3 separate regions of the Mus musculus genome follow, and regions 1 and 3 are each linked to region 2. A link is a loop called in an ENCODE intact Hi-C map of the cell type or tissue named here. Cell type or tissue: left cerebral cortex. All regions are shown on one strand. Each heading gives the region's core, and the rest is flanking DNA. Links, peaks and the distances in the headings are about the cores only.

The links. Hi-C counts contacts between places; a loop is a spot of excess contacts. Peaks named below come from ENCODE experiments on the same cell type or tissue, not always from the same donor. Only the 100,000 strongest peaks of a DNase experiment are listed, where the experiment ranks them.
Region 1: it touches region 2 in a loop (3-fold over the local background); 2 of 42 quality-filtered maps call a loop at or near these places.
Region 3: a loop joins it to region 2, with 4 times the contacts of the local background. A loop is called at or near these places in 6 of 42 quality-filtered maps.

The regions. Positions count from the first base shown.
Region 1 is chrX:84,005,835-84,016,819 of GRCm38, reverse strand. The region is part of intron 43 of Dmd (dystrophin, muscular dystrophy); the gene reads right to left. Among named protein-coding and RNA genes, the nearest start is that of Gm46696, 130 kb to the right of the region's middle. In left cerebral cortex, for the core only: no CTCF peak of the experiment used is centred there; a DNase peak (open chromatin) is centred at 5,121.
Region 2 is chrX:85,314,252-85,325,236 of GRCm38, reverse strand. No RefSeq gene overlaps it. Among named protein-coding and RNA genes, the nearest start is that of Fthl17a, 70 kb to the right of the region's middle. In left cerebral cortex, for the core only: a CTCF peak has its summit at 5,803 (motif pointing right); DNase peaks (open chromatin) are centred at 5,877, 6,598, 6,776 and 7,046.
Region 3 is chrX:84,599,940-84,610,924 of GRCm38, reverse strand. All of the region lies in intron 54 of Dmd (dystrophin, muscular dystrophy), which reads right to left. Among named protein-coding and RNA genes, the nearest start is that of Gm52441, 93 kb to the right of the region's middle. In left cerebral cortex, for the core only: no CTCF peak of the experiment used is centred there; a DNase peak (open chromatin) is centred at 5,053.

The DNA of each region.
Region 1 (10,985 bases), core at 1,911-9,910, 1.3 Mb after region 2:
TTATGCCAAGTCAATGAAAATCATTATTAATGATATTCTTCTATGTTCATAGATCTCTTCCTTGCCTAGTCCAGTCATCATCAGAAAGGCTTCCTTTGGCAGCTTATGGCAGCAGGTACAGAGACCCTGAACCATACATTATGCACAGAGGGAGGCTAACTTGTACTTTTAAATCACATTGCTCTCCCGGGAGTTCAAGGAATCATACAGAAGAGGGAGTGGAGAGACAGTAGAAGTCAGACAGGATGGAATACACCGGGAAAACATTCAAGGGCCCATTGAATCAAATAGCAAGGCTCAGATGGGCTAACAGAAACTGAAGCGGCATGTTCATGGCTCTACACCATGTCTTCTGTATATATGTTATGGCTGTTGGCATGGTGTTTTTGTGTGAATCCTAAAAGTGGGAGCTAGGATGCCTATGACAGTTCTGCCTATCCTTGGTATTCTTTTCCTCCTATTGGGTTGCCTTGTATATCCTTGATGCAAGGGCTTGGGCTTTGCCTTATTTTATCCTGTTTTGTTTTGGTTGATTGTTTTCTCTTGTAGGCCTATTCCTTTCTGAAGGGAAATAGAGGGGAATTTGGATCTGGAGGAAAGGAGAGTAAGGAAAGTAAGTAGTAGAGGAAGGTTAATCTATAGTTGGGATATATTGAATAAAAGAAGAATCTATTTTTCAACTAAAAAAAAAAAAAGAAGAAGAAGAAGATGAAGATGAAGCATCCAGAACACCAAATAAAGGGTACCAGAAAAGAAATTCCCCAAGATACAAACTAATCAGAACACTTAACAAGGAGAACAAATGAAGGATATTAAAGCTTCTAAGGAAAAAGAACAAATCAGACATAAAGGCAGACACATTAGAATAACAACGTACTTCTGAAAGTAGTTTCTAAAACACAGAAAGGTCTGGGTGAATGTTTTACAAGCTTGAGAGACCACATATGCTAGCCCAGAGTACTGTAGCCAGCAAAAGTATCAATCACAACAGAAAGAAGCAGAAAACTATTTTAATATAAAATTAGATGTTGGCAGGGTCTATCCACCAATCCAACTCTACAGAAAGCACTTGAAAATGCCTTTGGCAAAATCCATTATTTCATGATAAAAGTCTTGAAGAGATTGGAGATACAAAGGATATAATGCTAAATATAACAAAGACAATTTACAGCAAGCCCACAGGCCACATAAACAAACAAACAACAACAACAACAACAAAACAAAAACAAAAACAAAGAGGAACTCAAAGCACACTAAAGTCATGCACATGACTAAGGACATTTTATCTATAAACCTATTAATTATATTATCAGAAATCTTATGTAGGACAATGGAGGGTCTCAAGTGGGTACACAAATGAGAAGGGAAGAATTCAATTACCCTTATTTGCAGATGATAGGATTATATGAATAAGTGATGCTAAAACTCTCACAAGGCACTCCTGTGAAATTCCTGCCAAATATTTTCAGCAAAGTAGATGGATACAAAATTATCTCACAAAAATCTCTAGCCTTCTACATACAAATGACAAATGCACTGAAAACAAATCAAGGAAATATCACCTTTCAGAACAGCCTCAAATAATATAAATTCTCCTGTGGTAACTCCAACCAAGCAACTGAAGCAATTGCTGATAAAAACTTCTTGTCATTGAAGGAAATTTTTTAAAAAGATATCAGAAGGTGAAAGATGCCCCATGCTCATGGATCATGGACTAAAAAATGAATATCCTACTAAAGTACTCTCTGAATTCAATACAATCAATGCCAAAATTCTAACACAATTCTCCACAGAAACTGAAAGGATACTTTTCAGCTTCATATGGAAACAAGTAAAACTCAGACTAGATCAAACTATCCTGAATAACAAAAGAACTGCTGTGGGTATAACCAACCCTGATTTCAAATTGTACTTCAGAACTATAGTAGTAAAAACAGCAGAGTATTGCCATAAAAACAGATACATTGACCAATAGAATCAAATTGAAAACTCAAACATAAGCCCATTCCCTTACAGACACAGTACTTTTCTTTAAACAAATAAGCCAGAAATACACATTGAAGAAAAGAAAACATTTTCTACAGATAGGGCTAGTCAAGCTAGATTGTTGCATGTAGATGAATAAAAACAAAATTCATATTTATCACCGTGCACAAAACTCAACTTCAAATGGATCAAACACCTCAACAAAAGGCCAATGAAGTTAAATCTAGTAGAGGAGACAGATGGAAATAATAGTTTTGAATTCTCTGACACAAGAGAAGAATTCCTTAACAGCACATTGATATCACAGATTCTAAGATCAAATAATTTAATCAAATGAAATAAAAAAGCATCCGTACGTCAAAGGACACCATCATTTGAGCAAATCAGCAGGCTACAGAATAGGAAAAGACCAATTACACATCTAAAAGATGGTTAATATTTAAAATAATTTTAAAAGAACTAGAAAAGAACATTGGATATAAAAGTAACAAATAGCTCAATTAAAAATGAGCTGGAACTAAACAATTTTCAAAAGCTAAACACAAAAGGCTTATAAACAATTAAATGTTCAACATCCTTAGTCATCAAGGAAATGGGAAAAAAGCACACTATATTAGAGTATCAAAGAAATGCAAATCAAAACTATCTTATATCAATCAAAATGGCCACGATTAATAAAAGAAATGAAAACCCATGCTGTTGAATGTATGAGAAAAGGGAACACTATAAATATCAGTGAGGCAACTCCTCAGGTATGTGGGGATTGATCTGCCTCAAGATCCAGCTATACCTAAGGACTCTACACCCTACCAAAGAGATAATTGTTCATCTGCGCTCATTGCTGCTCAATTCACTATAGCTAGGCATTACAGCCTAGATGTCTTCAACTGATGAATAGATAATAAAAATATGGTATAATCCACAAATGGCATATTATTCAGCTAAAAACAATGAAATTTGTACACAAACAGATAGAACTAAAAAACATTTGAGGTATCATAGACCAAAAACAAACAAACAAACAAAGAAAAATGTTTTAAATTACGTGGATGCTAGCTTTTAGGCATTTGACAGATATTTCATAACTTATATAACCAAAGATGTTAGGTATCCAGTTAGGGACTAGGTAGGAAGGGAGGAACCCCCAAAGAAAAGGAAATGAATTATATAGTTATGAGAGACTGGGAGAGAGTGGAAGAACAGTTATAGCCTTGTATTTGAATTGAATTTGCATTTAATATATCATTATATTCTTATAAAAACAAAGCTGAAATAATAGCTTGGTACTGTGATAGATGTAGTGAATGATAGCCCCAACAGGCTTTCTCTAACTAGTTTGTTTAATGTAAAATCTGTGTTTAACAACTAATAATATGCTCTTTGGTTGGTGGCTTAGTCTCAGGGAGCACCCAGGGATCCAGTTAGTTGACACTGTTGTTCTTCCAATGGGGTTGTGATCCCCTTCAGTTCCTTCAATCCTTCCCCTAACTCTTCCATAGGGGTCATGGGCCTCTGTCCAATGGCTGGCTGTAAGTATCTGTATCTGTCTCAGTCAGCTGCTGGTAGAGCCTCTTAGAGAACAGCCATGGTAGGACCCTGTCTGCAAGCACATCATAGCATCAGTAATAGTGTCAGGGTTTGCTGCCTGCCCATGAGATGGATCCCAAGTTGGACTGGTCATTGGTTTGCCATTCCTTCAGTCTGTTCCATGTTCATCCCTGCATTTCTTTTAGACAGGAACAATTTTGGGTCAAACATTTTGGAGGTGGGTTGGTGTCACTGTCCTTCCACTGTGGAAGTGGTTTCTTCTGGTTTCATATACCCACTATTGAGCATTTCTCTTTTTTTAATGAATTAATTAATTAATTAATTTTTATTAGATATTTTCTTTATATACATTTCAAATGCTTTCCTGAAAGTTCCCTATACCCTTCCTCCATCCCAAGGTAACGCACATCGAGTCCTGTGAGCCTTCCCCATCCCAGGTCTCCCCATGCCCCAGCAGCTTCATATTTCCATTTGTATTCATGACACTTTGGGCGTCTCACCTGTATTCCCACATGCCTGATCTTGCTCCACTTTTCTCCTCCCCCTCCCCTCTTCCACCCAGATACCTCCCTCTGCCTCCCATGATTATTTTGTTCCCCCTCTTAAATGAGATTGAAGAGAGGTATTGCTGGATCCCCCAGTAGTACTATTTTCAATTATCTGAGGAACCAACAGACTGCTTTCCAGAGTGGTTGTACAAGCTTGCAATCCCAGCAGCAATGGAGGAGTGTTCTTCATTCTCCACATCCTTGCCAGCATCTGCTGACACCGGAATTTTTGATCTTAGCCATTCTGACTGGTGTGAGGTGGAATCTCAGGGTCGTTTTGATTTGCATTTCCCTGATGATTAAGGATGCTGAATATTTTTTCAGGTGCTTCTCAGCCATTTGGTATTCCTCAGGTGAGAATTCTTTGTTTAGCTCGGTACCCATTTTTTAATGGAGTTATTTGATTTTCTGGAGTCCAGCTTCTTAAGTTCTTTGTATATACTGGATATTGGTCCCCTATCAGATTTAGGATTGATAAAGATCCTTTCCCAATCTGTTGGTGGCCTTTTTGTCTTATTGACGGTGTCTTTTGCCTTGCAGAAGCTTTGCAGTTTTATGAGGTCCCATTTGTCGATTCTTGATCTTACAGCACAAGCCATTGCTGTTCTGTTCAGGAATTTTTACCCTGTTCCCATATCTTCAAGGCTTTCCCCACTTTCTCCTCTATAAGTTTTAGTGTCTCTGGTTTTATGTGGAGTTCCTTGATCCACTTTAGACTTGGGCTTTGTACAAGTAGATAAGAATGGACCAATTTCCATTCTTCTACATGATAACTGCCAGTTGAGCCAGCACTATTTGTTGAAAATGCTGTCTTTTTTTCTACTGGATGGTTTTAGCTCCTTTGTCAAAGTTCAAGTGAACATAGGTGTGTGGGTTCATTTCTGCGTCTTCCATTCTATTCACTGTACCAGTATCCTGCAGTTTTTATCACAGTTGTCAGAGGATCCAGCAATACCTCTCCTGGGCATATACCCAGATGATATTCCAAATTGTAATAAGGACATATGCTCTACTATGCTCATAGCAGCTTTATTTATAGTAGCCAGAAGCTGGAAAGAACCCAGATGTCCCTCAACAGAGGAATGGATACAAAAAATGTGGTACATTTACACAGTGGGTAGCTGTCTCTTGTGAGGCTCTGCCGGGGCCTAGCAAACACAAAATTGAATGCTCACAGCCAGCTGTTGGATGGATCACAGGGCCCCCATTGGAGGACGTAGAGAAAGTACCCACGGAGCTAAAGGGATCTGCAACCCTATAGGTGGAACAACAATATGAACTAACCAGTACCCCCCAGAGCTAGTGCCTCTAGCTGCATATGTATCAGAAGTTGGCCTAGTTGGCCATCATTGGAAAGAGAGGCCCATTGGTCTTGCAAACTTTATATGCCTCAGCACAGGGGAACACCAGGGCCAAGAAGTGGGAGTGGGTGTGTAGGGGAGTGGGGGGGGGAGAGTGTGGGGGACTTTTGGCATAGCATTGGAGATGTACATGAAGAAAATACCTAATAAAAATTAAAAAAACAATAAATTTATAAAATTCTTAGGCAAATGGATGGATCTAGAGGATATTATCTTGAGTGAGATAACCCAATCACAAAAGAACTCACATTATATGCACTCACTGATAAGTGGATATTAGCCCAGAAAGTTAGAATACCCAAAATACAATTTTCAAAACACATGAAACTCAAGAAGAAGGAATACCAAAGTGTGGATCATTCATTCCTCCGTAGAATGGGGATCAAAACACCCATGGAGAGAGTTACAGAGACAAAGTTTGGAGCTGAGACAAAAGGATGGACCATCCAGAGACTGCCCCAACCGGGGATCCATATCATAATCAGCCACCAAATAAATGCAGACACTATTGCACTTGCCAGCAAGATTTTGTTGACAGGACCCTGATATAGCTGTCTCTTGTAAGGCCATGCCAGTGCCTGGTAAATACAGAAGTAGATGCTCATTGTCATCTATTGGATGGAACACAGGGCCCCAATGGAGGAGCTAGAGAAAGTACCCAAGGAGCTGAAGGTGTCTGAAACCCTATAGGAGGGACAACAATATGAAATAACTAGTAAGCTCATGTCTCTAGCTGCATATGTAGCAGAAGATGGCCTAGTTGGCTATCATTAGGAGGAGAAGCCCTTGATCTTGAGAAGACTATATTCCCCAGTACAGGGGAATGCCAGGTCTCATAACAAACTTCAAGAGCTTGTGTCCTTTAAGAAAGAATTATTAAAAATTATGTTTTATAAACACCTGTGTTTCTTGAAATCAAATGCTGCTGTTGAATAAAAGACTTAAATATAGAAGTATAAGTTAGCACAGTTTCATATTGGTGAGACTAGGGTTAATTTTTAATTAAAATTTTCTTTTCTTGTGGTGTGTTTGTATATGTGTGTGTGTGCATCTGTGACTGTGTGCCTGTGTGTCTGTGTGTCTGTGTTTGTGTATCCAGGTGTCTGTCTGTGTCTCTGTGGGTCTATGTGTGTCTGTGCAAATATTTGTCATGTATTGGTGGGTATTCATGTGGGCCAGATTAGGGTATTGGGATCCCTTGGAGCTGGAGTTAGAGTTAGCTTTGTGTAGGCATATCTGAGTTCTAAGAGTGGAACTTGGCTTATCCAGAGAAGCAGTCAGTATTCTTAATAAAGGAGCTGTCACTCCAGCTCCTAGGTTGATTCACTTTTCATTATCTATTTTTCAATATGGCTTAGATTTCATTTCTACATTTCATGAGTCAGAACAATAAAATTATTTTAAGATAATTTGAGTGGCAACCTCACTTGTAGATTATTGACTCTTCTCCAACTATCATACTCTGAGAAGTGTAGAGTAGTATACCAGTGCATGGTTAACACTTAGTCACAATTGATCCATCCAATTTTGTAGATGTCAGTGGTCCTCTTCTTATTTTGCATTTATTAAGACCCAGTCATCTGAATTATTCCTTTAACACCATTGGCTACTACAAGATAGCTTATGTTAAGCATTTATCTTGTAATAAGTAGGCTACTGCAGAACCCAGAGGTTTCCAATCACAGATTCACCCACTGTCACTCATCATACTGGCATTATTATTCTCCATCAGATTCTTCAATATCTCTTCCCAAGCTCACTCCTAAGTCCATTTCATAGGCTAACTTTCTATATTCATTCAAGACAAAAAAAAATCTGTAAGTACCATATACTTGATTTCCAAATAACTAGCATCTAATGACAGAGAAAGTTCAAAGAGAAGGAAGACAAGGTAAGTGTCTTGTGTATTCATAGTCTATTCAATATCCAAGGAGTAAAACAAGATGGACTGCGGTGGCACATTGGATTGCCTGAAGTTTCCATGTTCCTTCTAAATACTCCAGCATTGGGGACTGGGCGTGGATTGTCTTATTTTTGTTTCTATGTTTTCTACAACCCTTCTAAACCAAAGTTTTTCAGTTTAAACAATTTTATGTAAATAAATAAGAAACAGCTTGATAAACATATAAAGTTTTTCATATAGTAGGCAACTGCTTAAATATTGAAAACTGCGAAGTTGATTTACCTTTATGTTAAAATTCTTGTCCACATGAACAACTCTATCCAAAGAAAATATCAAAGAATAAAAGCATATATTGACATTTAATGTGAGTAATAATACTTTAAGCTCCATTTCAAATATCACATAAAGTTTTAATATAAATTCTATAGCATTTAATATGCATTACTAGCAGCCTCTATTTATTCTTGAATTTATCATATGAAATTATAATTTTCATCGTGATTTTTATATTATATTCTCCCATCAAAAAATATAGTGTGTGTGAGAGAGAGAGAGAGAGAGAGAGAGAAAGAGAGAGATAGAGAGAGAGTTAGTTTTAGGGCTTTTGCAATATTACATTTATAAAACTAGGCTGCAGTTTGTTACTATGCTCCCTAAAGTCTTCTCACTCCATTAACTGAACAACCCATGAGAGAGCAAAATGGCAGCACCAAGCAGACACATATAAGGAGACATTAAAATAAAATTCTGGGAAATGAATGTTTAACTTTCTATGTTATATCTAAGGATGAAAAAATGTCCAATATCTTTCACTAGCAGTAGGAGGCAATGTAGGCCAAACTAAATTAAACAACAACAACAATAACAACTACTACTACTACTACTACAAAAAATGGTAGTGTAAACATAAGGATAATAAATCAAGTGAATTTAAAATTTTGCAAATATTGGAATTCTCATTAAATATGCAAGTACTATTTAAAATTACAGTGTTTTTTTTTTAATTTATGTGCAGCATAACTGATTTCTTGCAGTTCTAAATCAACTTAGTCAAGCATAAATTACATTTAGGGAGTAATTTAGGTTCTTCTGGGACATACTTTAATACTTCCAAGCCATTAAGGTATTGCTCAATTCCAAGAAATAAATTTAGATAAATAGCATCTTAGTAGCTTTCCAACATATCTATTGTGGCTTTATACTTAGCTCTACAAATTCCACGCAGGCTTGCTGATAATTTCCTATCACACATTTAGTCTTTGATGGGATGAAAAGGAAAGATCTCCGCTAAAGTCTTATGTTTGAAAGTCTGGGTAATCTATAATTAAAGGTAAATTGGTTATATGCCCAGAATACTAGTACCTTTCTATGATATGAATGTGAACGATTCCCAAGGATCCATGGGTTAAAGGCTTGGTCCTTTGTGTGATGTGGAGGTGGTGGGACATTTAATAGGTAGAACCTAATAGAAAGTCATGGGGGGTGTCAAGGTTCTTTTCCTTATTGCAATTAAGAAGTCCTCCTAGAAGTAATATGATAAAATTTGGAGCACCTTCACCTGCCAGATCCCCCTGACTTGCTATTTCTGGTAATTTGATTACTCATGTGCTCCTACCATGATGTGACAGATGTTCAGATCTTACTGAATAGACCGAATTTTGCCAGGGCATACTGAATCACTAGAACTGTGAGCTAAATACAAGCCGTTCTTTTGCAAATATGTCCATCTTACATATTTCCTTACAAACTGATTCATACTGACCCCTCACATTTCCAAGGAATCAAATCCTTTAGTAGTACCCCTATAGTAATTTTTGTGCAGGTTTCTTAGAAGAGTGTTCCCATAACACCAATTTAGCTCACACTTCCCAAACACATTTTAGTTATCAACCCTTAGATACAGCCCTTGGCTCTCTAGACTAAACTAAAAGTTTATAATAATGTACATACTGAGCTCAACATGTACCAGTATTATTAGTCTCCATAAATGGAGTTTGACCTTGTGACTCTTCAGGCAGGCCAAGGAGTGAGCAGACTATGAAGTTGCAATGTTGTTATTTATTATTATTATTATTGCTGTTGTTGTTGTTGTTGTTATTGATGAACCATTCATCAGGCAATCTTGCGCAAGCAACTGAGCTCGCTGAAAACTGATTATAAAGCTATTCCTTATTCTTCAAGGTTAATTATGAGGGAGAAATGAATACCTGGAAACTTCTTACACAGTATCTGGAAACCACTGATACTGCTTTCTAAAGCTGGACTATTAAATTTCAACCATTGTGGTTGGTATGGTGTGTATTTCATTTTCATTTTAACCTGCATGCCACTCAATACTAAGATTTACAAACTATTCATATATTTATTGGCTATTTATATCACTTTATTTTTGTGGTGATGACAAGTGTTAGTGTTACAGTGAAGAGTAAAATATACATTATTGATTTTTAGTGATGATTTTATGAACACCATCCAGGCAAAATACAGAACAATAGAAACATGCTTTGGTGTGCTTTCTGTCATCACATCATTTTCCAAGAACTTTTCCCATTTACTTATAGTTTTTTTTCTATTTTTCCCTTAATAACTAATAAGAATTCTTCATAATTATTGATTTGCATACCTCATGCAATTTATGTGCATTTCAAATATCTTCTTTCACTATATGGAGTTAATGTTTTGTCTCTTACTGGTGTATTCTGATATACACAAATTATTAATAGGCAATATAGTGCAGTACATTGTTTTTTTTTTTATTGAGGATTATTGTTCCAAAAGTTTTAATGGTCTTTGTTTACCAAATACTCATGCATATATTCTTGCTTGTTTTTGCAAAATGTGTATTAATTTGTGTACTGGCTAGTTTTGTGTCAACTTGACACAGCTGGAGTTATCACAGAGAAAGGAGCTTCAGTTGAGGAAATGCCTCCATGAGATGCAATTGTAAGGCATTTTCTCAATTAGTGATCAAGGGGGAAAGGCCCCTTGTGGGTGGGACCATCTCAGGGCTGGTAGTCTTGGTTCTATAAGAAAGCAGGCTGAGCAAGCCAGGTGAGGCAAGCCAATGAAGAACATCTCTCCATGGCCTCTGCATCAGCTCCTGCTTCCTGACCTGCTTGAGTTCCAGTCCTGACTTCCTTTGGTGATGAACAGCAGTATGGAAGTGTAAGCCGAATAAACCCTTTCCTCCCCAACTTGCTTCTTGGTCATGATGTTTGTGCAGGAATAGAAACCCTGACTAAGACAAATTGGTACCAGGAGTGGGGTATTCCTGTGACAACCTGACCATGTTTTGGGGAGGTCTGTGGAAGGACTTTGGAACTTTGGTCTTGAAGATCCATTTGTTGTTAAGAGCTCTGTGGGATGTTGTGTAGGAGCTTGGAAGATAATGTTGAGAACAGTGCAGAAGATGGAGGCCTGGCTTGTGAAATTTCAGAGGGAAAATTAAAGACTCTTTTCAGGGCCATTTCTGTTTTGATTGTGAAGATTCTGTAGTTCTGGTTAGCTGGGGCTGAAGAATCAGCTGTGATTAACAAGATACCAGAACTACTGAAGCAAAAGCTTTGCATTACTGGGACTATTGATGCTGGTTAGCTGGAGCTAAGAAATTAGCGGTGATTAAGAAGAGACCAGCATCAT
Region 2 (10,985 bases), core at 1,903-9,902:
TCACAGTCAGGAAGAAGAGAGCAACAAATGCTCTGATGCTTAGCTCATTTTCTCCTTTTTATACAGTCCAGGATCCCAGCCTAGGAAACAGTAAGTGGGTAAGCCCATAAGCCAATTTCCCAAGTAAATCTCAGTCTGATCAGGTACTGTCACAGTATCACATCCCTAGTTGTATCATTGAGCTTCAGTAATTAAGCAACAGGTGCCTAGGCTGGGGAGGTATCTCAGTGGTAGAGCTCTTGCCTTGCATATATATATTTCTTAGATTCCATCCCAGTACCTCTCCTCCAGAAAAGAAGCTTGCTGTTTAACTTTGGTAGTGAGCATCTCTGATGAAGTTCCACTACTGGTCATATTAGGCAAAGTAGAACATGCTCTGATTTCAGAATTGGACTATCCTTGTTTTGATAACATGAGAGAGTGGGTCTCTATTTGAAGTTCCTGAGGGCAAAATCTGAAATAAGTAGAATTTAGTAGCCCAGGACACCAGTAAAAACAATTACAATCACTTCAGTTATACAAGTTTTCAGGATGGACTACATAATACCATCATTTGCAGGCCAGAAATAGTGGACAGTTGCAATTTATACTAAATGGTACCAGTACAGCCATAAAGACATGATATTTAATGTTACCCGAGGCATTCTTCCATGATACCTGAGGATACATCCACGTTTTTATCATTAAGTTGATCCCCAATTTCCACGGTGACTATTTCAAACTTTCTCTATTTGTCCCATAGCTCTAGTGTTCTGCTTGCCCCTCCAGTCTCTACATAGGTACCTATTTCACTATTAAAAAGAAGCCCATAAATCTCCTGACTTCCAGGCCTGAAAATATTTCTGAAACCATCTTTCTCTTTTATTCTCTCCTCTTTGTGATAAAATTTTCATCTGTACTTTAGAACCTCTTATACCACATCTAGGTTTATATCCATTTTCGTCCATCCATCCATCCATCCATCCATCCATCCATCCGTCCGTCTTCTCTATCACCTTCCCCTCTCTTTACCTTCACTGTGTTTTTCATCGAGAGATGGGTATTATCGAGGCATTTTCATGTCACTGTAACTTGTTATAGTTCATCTTTCTCCCCAGCTGTCCTCCCTTATGCTGCTTCTTGGCCTCTGGTTCCAATTTTTCTTCTCCAAAATAAGCTCCCCTGCTTTTAACCATGCTTTTCTTATTCCATTGTCTCCTTTCCTTGCTTATTTTCCTCCATTCCCTTTGGTTCTTCGAGGTGAAACTTGGAAAACAAGGGGTTTTTCCAGACTTGCTTTCTTACCTACAATGTACTGCCTGAACCTTTACAGTGTCGTGTCTGTTCTCATCATACAGTTCAGACTGAAGTCCCCATAACTTCCCCCTTTCCTTTCAGGCCAAGAATAGAACCCAGGACTTTGTGCATGTTTATCAAGTGCTCTACCACTGACCTCCTGGGCCTCTCTGTATTTGTTGTAAAATTCAATGGACTCCATAGAGCTGTCAGTACTTGTTCTCTTGTGTTGAAATATTCTCTGGCCTTGATCAGCAATACAAACCACTTCAGTTTTTAAATCATTTTCTGGCTTTCAGTCTCCTGTTCAGCCTACACTTTTAACACTGGTGATTCTCTTCATTATGTCCTTGGCAATCTTCTATTGCTCTATAAATGTCCTGGGGAGAGCTTGTGAGTGTTCATGGCTCCAATTATCATCTGCTTGCGTTTCTCTTCCCTGAGAGTGTGTTCATATGATTGTTTTCTTTATACTTTACTGATTGTTCATTTCATTCTGGACCATTTTCAACCACAATATTATATCCAGCACCTCAATATTCTACCACAACTTCAGCTGGTCTTTATTAAATACTTGTCAAATACAAGCTCGTTAACTAACCATAGTTCAGAGTTAGTTGACCTAAATTAAGAAAAATTCAGTACCCTTCTTGTTTTTACAACTCATATTAACTGGCTTAATGATGTTTATTTATTTGGGCCAGTTTTGATTTATTGAATGAAAGTGTAAATTGTATCCAGAAAAAAAAAATCTGTTAACATTTTAAAAGCCACTTGAAATTCTTCACTGCAAATAAACATAATAAAGCTTATATACAATAAACAGAGATGACTGAAACTTATTTTGTGTTACCCAGGGGGAATTCTGCGATAATCAGATTCGAGGCAGCTCAAAGGTAGATTTAAGAAAACACATTATGTGGTTTCCCCCCAACAACAGTCACTATAGTCATATAATCAAGTGCGCGTTGGATGCAGAATGACCATGTGATTGGAATATGGTGAATCAGCCTTGCAAATAGCCAGTTGCTCCTGGACTGAGTTGCAATTTGCTGAATGTCAAATGAATGGTAAAATGGCTATATTCATTTGTTGCACAATTACTAAATCTCTTAGAGACAGAGAGGAGGGTTTTATAAAAAAAAAAAAAACTTGATTTTGTGCTTATTTTTCAGGTTTCAGAATATGGATTTAATTAAAACACACACACACACACACACACACACACACACACCACTTGTACCTTGTTCCACTGAATGAGACTCCTTAGATACTATTTCCAGATGACAATCTCACCAAACATGTTTAGCAAAAGGAACAATGTACTTTGAAAGTACCTATCAAAGGAATTTAATCATGGTTATAAAGACTCATGGGGTGAAGCTGGGTAGCACAATTCTGCCCTCTTCACCACTACATATTTATTTAATATATTCTGCACAGTGATGCTTCACATAGTGGTGAGAATGCTTGATTTGGGCATTAGGATGTTTCTGATCCCCCAGGAAGCTTTTCTGCCTCAACAGGTCATAAGCTTCCATGGCTGCCTTTGATGAAGCCATTTATCTTAGTGCCAGCAGCAGGATGTTGAAAGTGTGCATATGGAAAGGTATGCAGTGGATTATGAATGCTTTTGTGGAGTCAGAAGATTATTATTGGCGATCAGCTTGGAGGAGATTTAATATATCCTTCTGGATAAAGCTGCTGAATAGTCTGTCTAGAAACAATTAGAGAAATAAGAGATTTTTTTCATGTTAGCTCCTTGCTGCTTCTAGAGGATACACTGGTCAGGACAGACTGTGAAACCATTTCCAGTATGAATGTAATGAAAAGCTTTGCTTGAATATTCACCCAAAGATGCCTGTTTATCTGTGGTGTGTACTTCTGGCCAGAATCCATGATCAAGGCACTAAACAACTTACATAATACCAATGGCATGTAGTCTATATCCATTATCTTGTGCGATGCCAGGAGCATTTCTAAACCCTGGACACTTTAAACAACAATGAGTTATAAATAGCACAATGGGCTGCCTGCTCTGCTCTTTTAGTGTAGACTGCCTCTCCCATTTCTGCTGGTTCTGTTCACCAGTCTGCAGTTAGTTTGAAGGTCAGCAGAGAGCTAGATGAGCCAATAGACAGTCACTTTCATGGCTGGTAGTTGTCTGGCAGCCAATTAACTGTAGTATCCTCTTGTTCTCCAGAAGTCTCATTAAGTCTCCATCCCATGCTGGTCTCAGTATCCCAAACACCAACCTATGGAAATTCTCAATATGGAAGGCCTTTCAAGTTTCTGATATGGTTGTGTTGACTTTTATCCCAGACATAAGACAAAAATGCAAAGGGTGGAGGGAAATACTGGAGGTGATGTAGACAATTAGGGCACATTTTTTTTAATGTATCATATGGCCATTTGAAATGTATAGTTCTTTCATATGTGCTCATCCTCACTACAGTCAGGTGAAACAGTGATTCCTATTTCAGAGCCAAATACGCTGACTTGTGGAATGTGAATGGCTTAACTAGGTAACAAAGAGCAGCATTCTTGTCCCTATGACCACAGCAGCCTATACTGCAAAAATGGAGAAAGCCTGTTCTACCACTACCTCTAAAATAACGCCCCCAGTATTCCAGCACTTCTTTTGGTTGGTTGTTTTTTTTATTTTGCTTGTATATCAGGAAGATCTCAACTTAAAAACAACCAGAGTTACCTCGGAAGTTGGGACAATGCTGACTCCAGATTCTCTTAGTAGTTCTGATCCAGTCAGTCTGCATTTTTAAAATTTTTTTTAAAATTTATTTTATGTATGTTTCAGACACACCAGAAGAGGGGATCAGATCCTATTCCAGATGGTTGTGAACCACAATGTGGATGCTGGGAATTGAATTCAGGGCCTCTGGAAGAACAGTCAGTGCTTGTAACCACTGAGCCATCTCTCCAGCCCAAACAGTCTTTAAAAAAAAATTTTTTTTTTATGTATGTGAGTGCTCCATCTGTATGTACCTACAAGCCAGAAGAGGGCATCAGATCCCATTACAGATGATTGTGAGCTACCATATGGTTGCTGGGAATTGAACTCAAGACCTCTGGAAGAGCGGCCAGTGCTCTTAACCACTGAGCCATCACTCCAGTCCTTGGTCTGCATTTTGTGTTTTAGTAGTATTATATTGTTGGTTGTGAGCCTAGCCTTTAACAGCTGAGCCATCTCACCAGTCCATGTTTTAGCATTCTTATTGTTGCACTGATTCTTTTTGTTAAAGGATTTTATTGTATTTCCCAGATGGAACTTGAAATTATGGTCCCTTTGATCTGGCCTTCCAGTGATAGGATTAGTGACCTGCATCTGAGGGATCTGCATGTTCCATGGATAATTCCAAGACTCCTGGTGCAAGTATCTTGAGCTTCATACGGTAAGAAACACCAGCTTACATACATTCATTATCACATTACCTCGTGCCAGCATGGCACATTCCCTGCGATAGTATAAAGCTTATACACAATTCCTTTGGTTAGCTTTCCAGATCCCAGAGGCAACAGCATCTAGACAAGTATTTAATTGCTCTGAGGCACCATCTTGGTGTCCCCAAAATAGTGATAATAGGATAGACCCTCATAAGGCTGATGTGAATATCAAATGCAGAGTGGAGAAAGCACCAACTCCAGGGCCTAGAAGAACCTCAGCAAATACTCCTTTTCTAGGCTCAATTAGGGAGGTGAATCTAGAAGCAGTGGAAAAAGAAACTGTTTCTATAGTATATTGCAGAATTGCACTGTCAGTGCTTGTAAGTGAGAAATGATGCTCCAATATTCATCGGTGCCTCAGAAGGCACGTAGGTCTGTTTCAGGGGGAAAAACTATCAAGATTCTTCAGATGCCTACGAATCATGACTGGAAACAGTGACAGGCCTGGTCGGCAACAGCTGTTGTCATTAGAGACCAGCTATATGCATAAGAGGCACAGAAGGGCCGGTCATGCCTCAACCCCTCCAGCCTTTCCCAAATTACTGCAAATGTCGGTGTCAGCACTATTGTCTGTACATCCCCAGACAATGACAAAATGTATAATGATTCTATATTAAGACTTGGCCTTACTCGAGTGAATTGGGACCATGTGGGTGGAATTCCTATAAAATATTTGCTTGTGATAATATATAGGGAGGTTCTAATATATGGCATGTAGTCTATTATTTCCAGATCCAGTGGGGGTTTGATTGGAAGCTTCTGTGTTGAAGTGATGTGCAAATGGCTTATTTCTTGCAGCTTTAGCGTTTCAGTGCTTCCTTCCCAGTTTTCGGCTGCTTTGCCCATTATCTCTCTATCCAGCCCATGTACATTTCTGGTTGTCATCATGTTGTCTTGGGAAATTTTGTAGATTTCATTTTTTTGTTCTTTCGTTTTTTCCCCCAAAGTGAAACAGTGTCCTTTCTTACCAAAAAAAAAAAAAAAAATCAGAATAGGATTCATAATACATGCTTTCATTTGATTTTACAGACTGCCCATTTCTGTCTGTGGTTGTCATCTCTACCAGTAGATGGAGCACATCCCTTATGTTAAATCACACTGCAGCTCATAGGATGGGAAAATTTCCCCTGTCTGTCAGGACTTTTTTCTTTTTTTGCCCTCCCAGCAGTGAAATAGGAGTTGGAAGCTGGTGTAATACAAAAACAAACCTTCTAATCTTGACTTGACTGCAGCATATACTTTTCTGACTCATGTCAGCCATGCATGTCTTAACAGCAACTGATCTAGATATGTGCTACCTAAGCAATAATGAGGGTTTCATGCATGCATTTATACTTGTGTGGTCTCTGCTCCTTTGAAGAACTGGAAGCTTTGTGTGAAAGGTATTCTTTCTCCCTTTCTCTTCTTTCTTCCCCTCATTCTTTCTACTCTTTCTCTTATTGTCGAGGCATTAGGGAAGCACACAGAACAGAGGCTTGGCTAATGTAAATGTGTGTCTTGTTAGAGCTCAGTAGAAGATGTACATCGCATACTACCCAAAGCAATAGGACTCAGAAAGAAGATCACAATGTGACTTGGGACAGCCCTTGGCATTTGATCAGACTTTTGTCATAGCTGCTGTCATCAACACTGTTACAAAAAAAAAAGTCACTCCTTAATGATGGGCTCTTGGCTTAAAGACTTTGCAGATTTTGCTTTAACTAAAGGTGCCAAGAAATCCTGTCAAACAGCTGAATCCATCGTTTTCATCAAAGCGGCCAGCTGTTTTAACTTTGTGCTTGGAAGTGAAGATGCAAGCCTCAGCTTTTGAATGAATTTGCTCCGTATGTTGCCTGTTGTAGCAGCAGCCTGTATGTTTGAGTGCTTCATACATAGTTAGAGATTCCAAAGATCCATTCAGATCAACTGAGATGGGCAAAACTATCCAACCAATCCCTGGGTTCTGTGGCACTAGAATCATTTAGCTTGCAGTTCAGGAAATTGCATTTGAATCTCTTTCCCCAAGTGAGCTTCTTATACCTGACATTTGAGAAACTAAGACTAAAGACAATGCTGATCTTCATTCTTTTGGGCACCTCCCCCCATCTGCCCGGGCCTCCTTCCCTTTCCACCTCCAATGTAGGGAAGGCAAAGCTACGGTTCCTTGCAGACCTCAGGGCTAGGAACCAGTAAAGACAAATCATTCCCTTTAGTTGAAAGTGAAGGCTGGAATTTCCTTTTGTGGAAAGAAATGAAATGCATTTTATTTTAAGCTACATATAGTGGTAATTATACAACACTAATCCCAGCACGAGCAGGAGACCGGAGGATCTGGATTTGTAGGTCAGCCTACACTACTTAGCAAGATCTATCTCAATAAAGAAAACTAACAAGCAGCACCAATGGCTCCTTTGAACAAACTCCTACATTTTTGTCCTTGCATTTCTTTTAGACAGGAGCAATTTTGAGTCAAAGTTTTGTAGGTGGGTTGATGTCCCCATCTCTCCACTGTAGCCAGGTCCTGCCTGGCTACAGGAAGTAGCTTCTTCAGTTTTCATGTCCCCACTGTTAGGCATCTCAGCTGTGGTCACCCACTGAGTCCTGGGAGCCTTCCCAATCCTGGGCCTCTGGGACTTTCTAAAAGTTGCCCCTACCTCTGGCAGCTGCATATTTCTATTCATTCTCCTGGTCCTCTAGGACTCTCTCCAGTCTCCCTTCATACCCGATCTTCTCCCCTTTTCCCTCCCTGTCCTCTCTCCTATCCAGGTTCTTCCCTTTGCTTCTCATGATTATTTTGTTCCCCCTTCTACATGGGATTTAAGCATTCCTACCTGGGCCTGCCTTCTCGTTTAACATCTTACAATCTTTTATCATGATCACTTTAATTTGATCAGGCTCCTGTTCTAATCATTTTGGACCAGCATATGCCAACCAATTTCACATCCTTTAAATGATGCTATATAAGAATTCTCCCTCCCTTAATAAAATTAATAAATACTGTATAGTCATTGCATTGGTTTAGATCCAAGTTACTTTTTCACTACTTCATGTAGGAATGATGCCGTGTCTGTGGTAACTATATCTGCTTCGTTTCTTCCTATATCACTAATTTATCATCTACCTCTTAAACAAAATACATAGCTTCCAGAAGCGTCAGTTTTCTCTATTGAAAATAGATGTTTTTCATACAATATATTCTGTTTATGCTGTATAGTTCCCCTCTTCCAACTTTTCTCTGATTCTCTCGACCCACCCAAATCCACACATTTTCTTTCCTTCTGTCTCATTAGAACACAGGTTGGAATCAAAAAATGATAATAAGATAAAATTTTTTTTAAAAAACTGTAATAGAACAAAACAAACTGAGGATATTGATCAATGGTAGAGTTCTTGTCTAAAACCTCTTATACTCCATAGATTATGTCATCATAGTCAACTTCCAGCTCAGTGTCACATGGCCCAGGCAGGCAGAAGGGTCCCCACAGAGACCCCTGCTTGGTGCCACATGGCACTGGTGGGGCATAGCACTCCTGAGACAAACCTGGAATCCCAGGGGCACCACATGCCACTAAGGTGAGCAAGTGAGTGGTAGAGAGATGAAAAAAGAGAAGCAAAAGGATGTGTGCACAATGAAGAGGCAGAACTGGACACTTGATGGTAATGAGGAACAGCCTGATGTGAGGAGCTGTTAATACCACCTGTCTTAGTTAGGGTTTTACTGCTGTGAACAGACACCATGACCAAGGCAAGTCTTATAAAAAACAACATTTGATTGGGGCTGGCTTACAGGTTCAGTGGGAGCATGGCAGTATCCAGGCAGGCATGGTGCAGGAGGAGCTGAGAGTTCTATGTCTTCATCCAAAGGCTGCTAATGAAAGACTGACTTCCAGGCAACTAGGGTGAGGATCTTATACCCACACCCACAGTGACACACCCATTCTAACCAGGTCACACCTATTCCAACAAGGCCACACCTTCAGATGGTGCCACTCGCTGGTCCAAGGATATACAAACCATCACACCACCTAAGGCCACCTAAGGTCATAATGAGGTCCTAGCTTGTGCTGCTACTGAGGGTCCTGTCTGGGTTTGTGGCTCTGCAACAGTGGGGATATGTTTCCACCAAAGGCCAGGCAGATGCCCTGGGACCGTGTTGATGGGGGCTGTGAAGAGCTGGCTGCACCCCTGACCTAGGCATCGTGAGAAAGTTGGCCCCACTATCATCAGCTGCAGTAATCAGGAGAGCAGGCCCCATACCTCATCCAGGAAGCACAGCAGAACTGGCCCGGGTTGCAGGGGTTGTGGGTGAGCCAGCCCTTTAGGTGTGAGCATGAGAGAGCTGGCCCTGCAACTTGTCTACTGTGGTTTAGATTGGACAAGGGAGAGATGCCCTCCCCCACTTATCCTTCCTCACCTATGGCAGGCAGGAGAGCTGGCCCAGAGTTCCTGAGATGAGGAGAGCTAGCCTTGCTCCTCACCAGCTGCAACACTTGGGAGAACAGGCCTTGCACCTTGTCTAGGCAGCACAATAGAGCTGGCCCTGTTGGGTGAACACCAGTGAATTGGCCCCTATGGCATGAAAGCTGGAGAACTGGCTCTGTCCCTTGCTGGCTGCAACATTGGGTAAGCTAGCCAGGGTCCTGCTGCAGAGCTCATCCTAGTGGTATGGGTGTGGGAGAGCTGGTGGGTCTACCAGCTCAGCTACCACCAGGCCCAAATCCAGGGCTTTGAGTAGGTCCGCTCCAACACCTACCCCATCTATGATCTGATGGAATGAATGAAAGGGCCAGTCTTGCTGTTACAAAGCTGAAGGTTCTCTATGACACAGGATATCAAGAAGACTTCTTGAGAGAGTTACTGTGAGGATCCAGTATTGATAGTGTAGCAGGAGCCAGAGGCCTCAAACCAGACCAAAGACTCATTGCTTTGATCATTTCCAAGTAAAGAAGAGAGAACAAAAGAGTATGTTGAGGGACACATACAGCTCACACAACAGCTTCCACAATGAGGTTTTTTTTTTCTTTTGTGAGGGTTTTCAAAAGAATAGGAAGATGAGGGGTATTGTGGTGAATGATGTGAAATTCACAAAAAATAAATAAAAAGTCTTTAAATAGGAAATGATTTGGTGTCTTGACTGTGGTGGCAGTTTCACAAACACTATAATACAGATAAGTGAAAATGGGTGCATGCATGAAGTCAGAGTATGATCTGAAGTCTAATAAGTTCTATTGTGTAGTTTAAGCCCTGGCTTTGGTAACATGTTATTGTTTTGTAATATGACACCATTGGAGGGAGCTGTGTGTCACATTCATTGACCTGCACTACTATTTCCAGTGTCCTGCAAATCTATAATTATTCAGAAATCAAAAACTTGTGTTTTCTAAGATATTGAGAGGCTGGGTAGATTACTCAGATTGTAAAGTTACTGTCATATAGGAGAGAGGTCCTGAATTCAAATGCACAGCACTATATATAACAATTTAGACCCCTGGAGCTGATTTGTCAGCCAGCCTAGATAATTGGTGAGCTCCGGGCTCAATAGGAGACACTGTCTCAATCAGTAAAATGAAGAACAATTAAGGAGTATTCATGACTTTGATCTTTGGCCTATACATTGACATGTGTATGCACACATATACATACCAAACCATAAATACAGCACACACACACACACACACACACACACACTTTTTTAATTGACATAAAAAATATTCCCAGTCCAAAACGCTAAGGATAAAGTGGTTTGGTAAAATGAATGGAAAAGCCTTCCATGATATTAGATTCCATTGGCTGGATAAAAACTAGATTTCGAAGGGCCATAAGATATAAAATATTTTTAATATAAAAATCACCAGTATGGAGATTTTCATAAGACAGTTATTAGGTCTATTCATTACTTTTCTCATCACTATAACATGGTGCTTGACAGAAGCAACATAGGTTCTTGTTTATCTTTCATGAGCTGGGTATATGTCATATTGCCACAGATCTCATACACTAGATTATTAAGAATGGAAATACTTTAAAGAAATCCAATGTTGAAATTCTTCTCTGATCACATGTATTTTTCTCCTCATTATACATGAGTTTAATTTTCTGAACACTTTAAGTGCTAGTCAGTAATGATAAGGTGGCTTTGTAGTACAATTTTAATCACCAAGAGTTAAAAGTGGATAGTAGTGTCAAATAGCTTTAAAAAGTCACCAAGAGTTGTATTTAACGGAAGGACAGCTTAAAAGAGCAAGAGAGCAATTCAGCCCTTAAGCAGA
Region 3 (10,985 bases), core at 1,228-9,227, 710 kb after region 2:
AATTGGAATTAGATCTTCTTTGAAGGTCTGATAGAACTCTGCACTAAACCCATCTGGTCCTGGGCTTTTTTTGGTTGGGAGACTATTAATAACTGCTTCTATTTCTTTAGGTGATATGGGACTGTTTAGATGGTCAACTTGATCCTGATTCAACTTTGGTACCTGGTATCTGTCCAGAAATTTGTCCATTTCGTCCAGGTTTTCCAGTTTTGTTGAGTATAGCCTTTTGTAGAAGGATCTGATGGTGTTTTGGATTTCTTCAGGATCTGTTGTTATGTCTCCCTTTTCATTTCTGATTTTGTTAATTAGGATTTTGTCCCTGTGCCCTTTAGTGAGTCTAGCTAAGGGTTTATCTATCTTGTTGATTTTCTCAAAGAACCAACTCCTCGTTTGGTTAATTCTTTGAATAGTTCTTCGTGTTTCCACTTGGTTGATTTCACCCCTGAGTTTGATTATTTCCTGCCGTCTACTCCTCTTGGGTGAATTTGCTTCCTTTTTTTCTAGGGCTTTTAGATGTGTTGTCAAGCTGCTAGTATGTGCTCTCTCCCGTTTCTTCTTGGAGGCACTCAGCGCTATGAGTTTCCCTCTTAGAAATGCTTTCATTGTGTCCCATAGGTTTGGGTACGTTGTGGCTTCATTTTCATTAAACTCTAAAAAGTCTTTAATTTCTTTCTTTATTCCTTCCTTGACCAAGGTATCATTGAGAAGAGTGTTATTCAGTTTCCACGTGAATGTTGGCTTTCCATTATTTATGTTGTTATTGAAGATCAGTCTTAGGCCATGGTGGTCTGATAGGATACATGGGACAATTTCAATATTTTTGTATCTATTGAGACCTGTTTTGTGACCAATTATATGGTCAATTTTGGAGAAGGTCCCGTGAGGTGCTGAGAAGAAGGTATATCCTTTTGTTTTAGGATAAAATGTTCTGTAGATATCTGTCAGGTCCATTTGTTTCATAACTTCTGTTAGTTTCACTGTGTCCCTGTTTAGTTTCTGTTTCCACGATCTGTCCTTTGAAGAAAGTGGTGTGTTGAAGTCTCCCACTATTATTGTGTGAGGTGCAATGTATGCTTTGAGCTTTACTAAAGTGTCTCTAATGAATGTGGCTGCCCTTGCATTTGGTGCGTAGATATTCAGAATTGAGAGTTCCTCTTGGAGGATTTTACCTTTGATGAGTATGAAGTGTCCCTCCTTGTCTTTTTTGATAACTTTGGGTTGGAAGTCGATTTTATCCGATATTAAAATGGCTACTCCAGCTTGTTTCTTCAGTCCATTTGCTTGGAAAATTGTTTTCCAGCCTTTCACTCTGAGGTAGTGTCTGTCTTTTTCCCTGAGATGGGTTTCCTGTAAGCAGCAGAATGTTGGGTCCTGTTTGTGTAGCCAGTCTGTTAGTCTATGTCTTTTTATTGGGGAATTGAGTCCATTGATATTAAGAGATATTAAGGAAAAGTAATTGTTGCTCCCTTTTATTTTTGTTGTTAGAGTTGGCATTCTGTTCTTGTGGCTGTCTTCTTTTTGGTTTGTTGAATGATTACTTTCTTGGTTGTTCTAGGGCGTGATTTCCGTCCTTGTATTGCTTCTTTTCTGTTATTATCCTTTGAAGGGCTGGATTCGTGGAAAGATATTGTGTGAACTTGGTTTTGTCGTGGAATACTTTGGTTTCTCCATCTATGGTAATTGAGAGTTTGGCCGGGTATAGTAGCCTGGGCTGGCATTTGTGTTCTCTTAGTGTCTGTATAACATCTGTCCAGGCTCTTCTGGCTTTCATAGTCTCTGGTGAAAAGTCTGGTGTAATTCTGATAGGCCTTCCTTTATATGTTACTTGACCTTTCTCCCTTACTGCTTTTAATATTCTATCTTTATTTAGTGCATTTGTTGTTCTGATTATTATGTGTCGGGAGGAATTTCTTTTCTGGTCCAGTCTATTTGGAGTTCTGTAGGCTTCTTGTATGATCATGGGCATCTCTTTTTTTATGTTTGGGAAGTTTTCTTCTATTATTTTGTTGAAGATATTAGCTGGCCCTTTAAGTTGAAAATCTTCATTCTCATCAATTCCTATTATCCGTAGGTTTGGTCTTCTCATTGTGTCCTGGATTACCTGGATGTTTTGAGTTAGGATCCTTTTGCATTTTGTATTTTCTTTGACTGTTGTGTCGATGTTCTCTATGGAATCTTCTGCACCTGAGATTCTCTCTTCCATTTCTTGTATTCTGTTGCTGATGCTCGCATCTATGGTTCCAGATCTCTTTCCTAGGGTTTCTATCTCCAGCGTTGCCTCGCTTTGGGTTTTCTTTATTGTGTCTACTTCCCCTTTTAGTTCTAGTATGGTTTTGTTCATTTCCATCACCTGTTTGGCTGTGTTTTCCTGCTTTTCTTTAAGAGCCTGTAACTCTTTAGCCGTGCTCTCCTGTAAATCTTTAAGTGACTTATGAAAGTCCTTCTTGATGTCCTCTATCATCATCATGAGAAATGTTTTTAAATCTGGGTCTAGATTTTCGGTTGTGTTGGGGTGCCCAGGACTAGGTGGGGTGGGAGTGCTGCGTTCTGATGATGGTGAGTGGTCTTGATTTCTGTTAGTAGGATTCTTACGTTTGCCTTTCGCCATCTGGTAATCTCTGAAGCTAGCTGTTTTAGTTGTCACTGTTAAGAGCTTGTTCTTCAGGTGACTCTGTTAGCCTCTATGAGCAGACCTGGAGGGTAGCACTCTCCTTAGTTTCAGTGGGCAGAGTATTCTCTGCAGGCAAGCTCTCTTCTTGCAAGGCAGGTACCCAGATATCTGGTGTTCGAACCAGACTCCTGGCAGAAGTTGTGTTCCACTCACTAGAGGTCTTAGGATCACGTGTGGAATCCTGTGTGGGCCCTTGCTGGTGTCAGGCGACTCAGCTGGCAAGGTAGCCGGGGCTCGAGTGGAGTGGAAGGGGTTTGTGCCCCAGATCAAGCCCGGGTAGCCTGCTTCCCTATGTACCGCAGTCTCAAGTTCCACGCGATTGGATTGGGGTAGGCGCTGTGTTCCACTCACCAGAGGTCTTAGGGTCCCGTGGGGAGTCCCGTGTGGGCCCTTGCGGGTGTTGGGCAAGACTCTGCTGGCAAGGTAGCCCGGGGCTCGAGTCTCGAGTCGAGAGGAAGGGACTTGTGCCCCAGATCAGGCCCGGGTAGCCTGCTTCCCTATGTACCGCAGTCTCGAGTTCCGTGCGATTGGATTGGGGCAGGCACTGTGATCCACTCACCAGAGGTCTTAGGGTCCCGTGGGGAGTCCCGTGTGGACCCTTGCGGGTGTTGGGCAAGACTCTGCTGGCAAGGTAGCCCGGGGCTCCGACAAAAACTTTTTAATGATGCTCTCCTTATGTCCAGGTATGAAACCAGTGAGGTAGATCTGGCCTGAACTGGTTTGGGGAACATGCACAGTAAACTGTGCCTTCAAAGTGAAGTTTATGAAAGAAACTCCTATTTACCAACTTATACCTATGTATAACTGAGCATAAATATGACTAAAATTTGAAGCATTGTGAAAAGGGACTTGTCCATTCAAGAAATGACTGCGTAATTATGTTTGCCAATCAATACAGAGGACAACTCAAACTATACACCTTAGCAATCAAATTTCTCCTTTCCTTGAAACCCATAAAAAGAAACCCCTAATAGGAATTGGGGCCCTTGAGTATGTTTCACTCATATGGCTCAATGCTTTCTCACATTGTAAATGGATCTTTTTTTTATCATTTCACTTTGAATAAACTTTTATTACAAACTTTGCAAAAAGATGTGTTTTGCACAAAAGATATTAAGAATAGACTAAATTGAAACTGTTGAACTGGTGAACTTAGAGTCATTTGATGTTTTACTACTTGTGAATAAAATATATTACAAAAACAGCATGAACAGCCTCCAACAAAATAAGTGGTTGTAGTTTAAACATATGTCCTGATTGACATCATGTCACATTCTTTTTCATAGCTTCAAAGGCAGAAACGTGTCATTCTTTAGAAATTTGGAAACAATCTAAAGCCACTTTGTGCCCAACATCTACCATTCCATCCACAAACAGTTATTGAACCCATCACTAGGAAACACAAATTACAGCTATAAAATCGTTCTAACAGTCTATTGATAATCATAAATACAGTCTCTCATGATTTCCAGAAAGTGAGATGTACAAATATTTTTAAGTCACATTTATGAATAGAGAATTTAAATTATTTTTCTAAAGTTCTCATGCCTGTACCCCTTTAAATACACAAACAGCTAAAACTTTATAAAACTCTATGATTTTATTGGTTGAAAACAAGTCCAGATTTGTACATACTTACTGTATGTTTACTTCTTGAAAAGAAATAAATGTGCTTTTGGAAATATATCACCTAGTTAAATATTATTTATCAGGTCTCAAAACAGTGAAAAATAGGACTGGTAGCAAAAGGAAGTCAGAATATTAGTTTTAAAGAGACTTCTAGGATGAGATAAAAATAAGGACGAAGAAAGTATTTAAATTCTACAGCAATTTTTACAGTGAAATGCATGTAAGACATAAGCCAATTTTATACATAATTTAGTAAATTATTAAACTGTAAAACATTAGAACAGAATTCTTACATTTCTAGCTTCAGTGGCAATGCATACAGTGAAAACAAGAGAAAATCTGTTTTATGGGTTAAAAAAAATATTTTCAATTAGACATTCAGAGGCCTAGAGAGTATATGGGTGCAAATGATGGTAGGAGACAAAAATATAGTTCTGGACCTTAGAAGAAATATATGATGACTATAAAGACTAAGGTGTCTTGATAGTAGTTGAAACCAATAAAAATGAAATTGAAATATGTAGGTACAGAGAATGAAGAAGAGAGGGGCTGGTGTATAGCTCAGTTTTATAGTATGTGCATAGAATGTGGATGTTCTTCAGTTCAATGTGCAGAGCAGCTGCATTTAAGAGAGTGTAAAGTAAACGGAGGAGGAGGAAGAGGAGGAGGAGAAGGAGGAGGAGGAGGAAAAGGAAGAAAAGGAGAAGGCAGCAGTTAGACTGTTATAGTTAGAAGTTTCAGCTTTACATCCTAAGCAGCTATTATGAGCCATTCCTCAGATTCCTCTAAATGGAAGATTTTGTATATCTTTCTGTCCATTGAACAGTTCTGATTGGATGCATCATAGGTGTTTCAACAAAATGTTTCTTTCTCTTCATAAGTCATGCTGCTTTTGGGTACTTCCTTACTAGCACAGTAAGAAGTCACTTCATCTTCTATTTGGAGAGGCTAAAATATATGGAATATTTCTAAACTCTATCTCATACCCAAGTATTAAACTTTGCTGTCTCTCTACTCAAGCTATAATGAAATTTACGTGTTCTTCCCACATTAATGTTTTCCATTCTCATTTAAGCCACACTTGGTCTCTGAATGGTTTAAATATTCATTTTTACTCTAGTATAATGGAATGACTGTGTTGATGTACTTATCATAAAGAAGCAATGAACGTTTAAATGTTAAAGATATGCAAATTAACCTAATTTGATCATTACCTATTGTAAATACAAATTTACACTCACTGTCTCATAAATATCTAAAATTATAATATGGTGATTAAAATAAAGGTAAACTTGAAAAAAAAAAAACTAATTGTGGTTGTCCAAAAAAAGGCCCGCCAAGAGAATGATACTGTAGCAAAATATTAAGACTCTGAGAATGTGAAACACATGTACAATTGTAAGGAGAGCAGCCTGGAAGTCTCATTGGGAGGATATCATATGGGGTTCAAATATACTTAGCATTTGGACCCTAAAAGGGATCAGTGGGTCAGGAAAAGAACAAGAGAACAGGTGTGTAGTAGACAATCAATTTAGATGTATAAAAATAATTTAATCCAATATTGGGTTTTTCAACTAAAGACTTCAACTTTAATTTTGATACAGAAGGGAGTCATTGAAAGGTTTTTAACACAGTAGTGTATGCCTTTAGTAATTTTACTTTTCTGTTCTATTTTTCTATTGTCTAACTGTTTTTAGATATGTAATAATTATTATCAACCTGGTATTGACCACAACATATCAATGGTAATAATTCTTTTCTGACATAGACTCATAATTCCATTCCCTTTCCTGTTTATGGTTTCACATCACACACACAACAACCCCCAAACAAAACAAAACAGAACAGAACAAAAACAAAACAAAACAAAACAACCTGATAATTTTTAGCTTCTATCATCTGCTTTCCCCAAAATAAGATTCGCATGGGTAGGAATTTTCACAGCTGTTACCTAGTACCAAGTGCTCAGTCTACATAACACATACTTAGCATAAAACATTTATCAACAAATTAATCCTTACGATGCTGATAACATATATAATTAAGTCATTCAGGTTTAATGCTCATTTAGAGATTAAGAAGGGATCCTGAAATAGAAATAAGGAAATTAAGGAAATGACATTTCATCACAGTGTCATCATAGAGTCACCAGCCAGATGGCAGTCCTTGATTCTAATCCTTAAAGGCCTCTCCCAGTAATTTGTAAATATTATATCTAATACTATGTTATTCACAAACTCATATCTATTCCTAGAAGTTAGAGAGAAAGAAATGGAGCTAGATGGTCTCAAATATCTGGCTGTATATGCTACCATGAATTCTATATGGAATATGATCAGGAAAATAAAATATTTCCCTATATAGGCAATCTGTGGACTAACTTGAGGATCTGGAGTAAACACTAGTTTACTCTTGTGTTGTTTCCTTCTTGAAACTAAAATCTACCAAGGAATGTTATTAAAATAAAGTTCTTCCAAGTAACATATACTTTACTTAACATTCAACAATTTCAAGCTGAATTGAAGATTTTATTGCTTTAAATCAGCTTCCAAATACATAAAGATTTTGCATACATTTATCTGCGTGATTGGCAGTTTCAGGGTAGGCAATATATTAGTGTTCAGTAGTAGAGCAGTTTCTAACCTGAATTGTGAGAAATGATGCAATCGGCATGCTTTCCATAGCAAGTTTTACAATGATGTGACATATCAGTCTTCACACCTCAAATATCCACATTATCAATCTTGCCTGTTTAATGTGAGGTTATATGATAAACAAAAGTGGAAATGCCATCCTGCAAAAGTCACAGCTTTTAGTTATTAAAACTAACACTAGAAAATGGGAAAATGCATGAAATAAGAAATAAAAACAAGGAAATACAGTTGTTAAAAACACATTGTGGGAAAAAATAACATTTATTGATCAAATGTGGCAGTTGCTCTTTTGTAAGGAAGAGAGCACATTATTATTAGGAAGGTACCTGAAACTGCTTAGGTAAATATGAGCAAAGCTGTTTTGCAGTAGAATTGTAAACAGGGCTTTCTGTGGTAATAGAAGTATTGTATCTTGTACTGCCTAATGGGGAAATCATTACATAGAGGGGCTCTTAAGCACTTAGAAGATGGATTGGTAAAAACTGAATCTCATGTTATATTTAATAATAATTAAATGTAAATAGAAACCTATGACTGGTGGCTATTCCATCATACAATATAGATATAGAATATGTCAATTTTACTTTATGTCTGTGTTCAGTTGGGTAAGTTATTAGACAAAGAGGCCAAAATACATGAAGAGTATTATTGTTTCTACTTACTTATAAGATCTATAAGATCACAAAATAAGAGAAATTGTGGACAAAATTTCTACAACTTAGTCTGAACAAGTGGCACATGGAGAAAACATACAGTGTAGGTTTCTAATTTTGTGAAGTATTGGGAGTCAACAGAGAATTACAGAATCTCTCACAATGACCAGAGCAATCATCAGGTCCAAAAAGCTCCTTGTCACTATAACCCCACACCTCCAACCGATTACTTAAGTAGTAATTCTTCAAGAAGTATAATGTTATCCAGTGCAACTTGCCAGTTTATCTTTCCATACTCATTGTGGCAGACAGGTTCTCTGTTCACTGGCCAAACCCCAAACTCCCAGTCATAAGACAAGATTACATAGCACAACTCTGGTCTTTAAGATACTAGAAGAAACATTGCTTTCCCTTCTCCATTTTCTTCTTCCTGCTGGAATATGCATTTCTGAGGAAATGCTAGGAAGAATATACAAATTTGGGAGTTAATACTGCTGAGTCACTGAATCTATTTTAGTACTCGCCTGCTTTTGATCATATGGTTCTATGAGATCAATAGACCTCTGCTCGACATACTTCTAGTAGATGTATTGTGATTTGAAATAGAAAAGCAAATTCAGTAGATATGGTTCACTTCATTGGTGAGTGTCCTAGAAGAAAATTTGGAATTTGTTCTGTAATTTGTTTATATTTTCACACGTGTATACAATGTGTTCTGATTTCTATGGCAGCCCTCTATCACCCTATATTCCTTCCGCCTCTATCACCCATCACTCCTTCCAATGAGTCCCTTTTCCATCTTCATGGGTTTTGTTTTGTTTTGTTTTGTTTTGAAATCCAATGCATTTAATGATGGCTATCTGTTTAACCCTGTATTCTCATTTTGAACTTGGTCGCATCACCAGGGTTTTCCCATTTACCTATCTAATCAGAACAGGTTTCAGAAGAAGTTATTTGGTACTGATCTAGGCATGTGGGTATATAAGGGTACACAGCAGCTAATGTACATTTAATAAAGTGTCAACATTCTCATAGAAAGCAAAAACCTGCAAATAATGTAAATACAGTGTGGTGAAGTAAACACTAAAATAACATAAAGTTTTATAGTTGACAGAGAAGGCTAACTAAAACAATCAGAATTTAAGCTAGGGCCTGGATAATGAGCAGAATGTAAGCACACAAAGAAGAGAATATGTATCACATCAGCAGGTAAAATGGAACATAGCTAAAAGGAAATGAAAATAGGTCACTGTCAGTTGTTTGAGGGAATGTAGAGATGGAGTCAAGTAAAGCAATCAATTAGAATAGAAGACCAAGTCATACATCTGGGGATAGATAGAATTTTAAAATCAACAGATATGGTTTGGGTATATAGCTTAGGTGAAGAGCATATGCCTAGCATGCACAAGAATTTGAATTCCATTCTCAATATTGAAAACAAAAACAATGAGTAAATTAGTGATGTCATTAAAATAGGGAGGCAGGGAAGGTACATGAATTCTATGAGTCTGAAGAAAATCACCCCAGAGTTCATATAAAGAATGGGTTAGAAAGTAGTCGAGCTAGAAGTGAATCAATTTATGTGAATGGTTTGTTCATTTTAATAATTTAAACAAGACATAATAGTTGATTAATAGAAATAGAGAAAAGTGACTGGGGTTGAAAACTATTTACATAGCAAATAACTTTGCTAAAACTTACAGTGGGTAGAATCAAGCATGACTCTTAGAATCCAAAAAGGAACAACTGAATGAGGTGCAGTGTTCATTGGTTAGGAATCATAGGAAAAGAAATTGGTTTCAGCTAGAGAAAAATCTTGACCAAGGGCAAAGATGAGTTTAGTTTGGGATGTATTCAATGTCAAGTTCCTGTCGGAAATTAGAGTGGAAAGGAAAGAGTGGGATATACATGTGTAAAGCTCAAAGGAGCTTCTTCAGCTGAAAATGTTGATAGGTAGTCATCATCACACTGAAAATGCAAAGATGTACTCCTCAAAGGGTATAAGTAGTAGAGACAAAAGCAGGGAAGATAAAGCAGGCATCAAAAGTAGCTTGATAATGTTGTATATAGTGCATGGGCTGAGAATATAAACTGAGATTAGAAAATGAGTTTGTTTTACTCATTGGGGAAGTAATTGATTCCTTCCTAAGTTGATAGTTTTTAAGGAATGAAGCCAACAAATATGAACCAAAACCCTGAAGAATCGAACCTCTAATAACATGAGAAAAGAACTGAGATACCTAGGGCATTGTGGATCATAAGATTACAGAAAGAAGGATCCTCGAAAAGAAAAATAACAGTAAATGGCATAGACCAGCCCCTAAAGCTTTAATTTTGTACCATGAACAAGATTTCCTCTTAGCTCGTTTATATTCTTTAAACTCATTACATTAACACTTGATCTTAATGCCCTTTTCCAAAGTAACATCTGTTTGAGAATCTTCTCCGTGCTTTCTGCTGACATCTAATGGTTGACTTTTTTTTTCCATTAATTAATCTGTTTATTCACTTTACATCCCTATTGCAGATCCTACTCTCCTCCCACTCTCCCTCTCTCAGAGTCCCTCTCCCTCTCCCAGCTTCCCCTTCTCCTTTGAGATGGGAGGACAGCCCCCTCCCAGAAACAACACACTCTAGTGCCCCAACAACTGGAGTGGGGTCTGTTCTTGACTGTTCTTGACTGTCTGTAGATCATTTTCCCCTGACCAGGCTTCCTCATCTGGCCTCAGGGGAAATAATGGTTGAATTTCTAATACCAATTGTTTTTATTTGGATATTTGTTCCTAAGTCATGGCTTAACAAAAACAGCACATTTGTACTTGCAGAAGATTGACTCTAAATCTTGTCCTGAGAGGAAATAGAAACTGGACCATTGTTTTTCACAAATATCAGCCTCATATTAAAACTTGTTCTTTCTTCACTAGGGCCTTTTTGAAAGGGTTCAAGTGTAACTTCTCAAGCTTAGCTTGAATCTTCTTTATGGAATTCAGTGCTCTATTTCTATGGTCACCAGTTTAAATCAAGCTCCCCAGGAATTTTCACTTTCCACCCCTAGTTCAGATTTGCATATAAATAGCTCATTACTCCTAAGACTTTTGCTTCTTAGTTTAAAATCAATTTTATTTTTCTCCAAATTAAAATTGCCTAACTGACTTTTCCAGTAATTCACATCATCTTCTGGGATTTAGCTTTCCCTGTCGTCCTGCTCCTCATTATACGGGCACTATTATTTTTCCTTTGCCTTTGTTTTCTGGCACATTTAAAAATAAGAGCCCAACAATAATTAACATATCACAGCACAACTCAAAGTAAATCGTCATGGAGAAAGAATCCTGGTTCTGTAAATATTTACCAACTCCTGACTATATAATCTGCTTA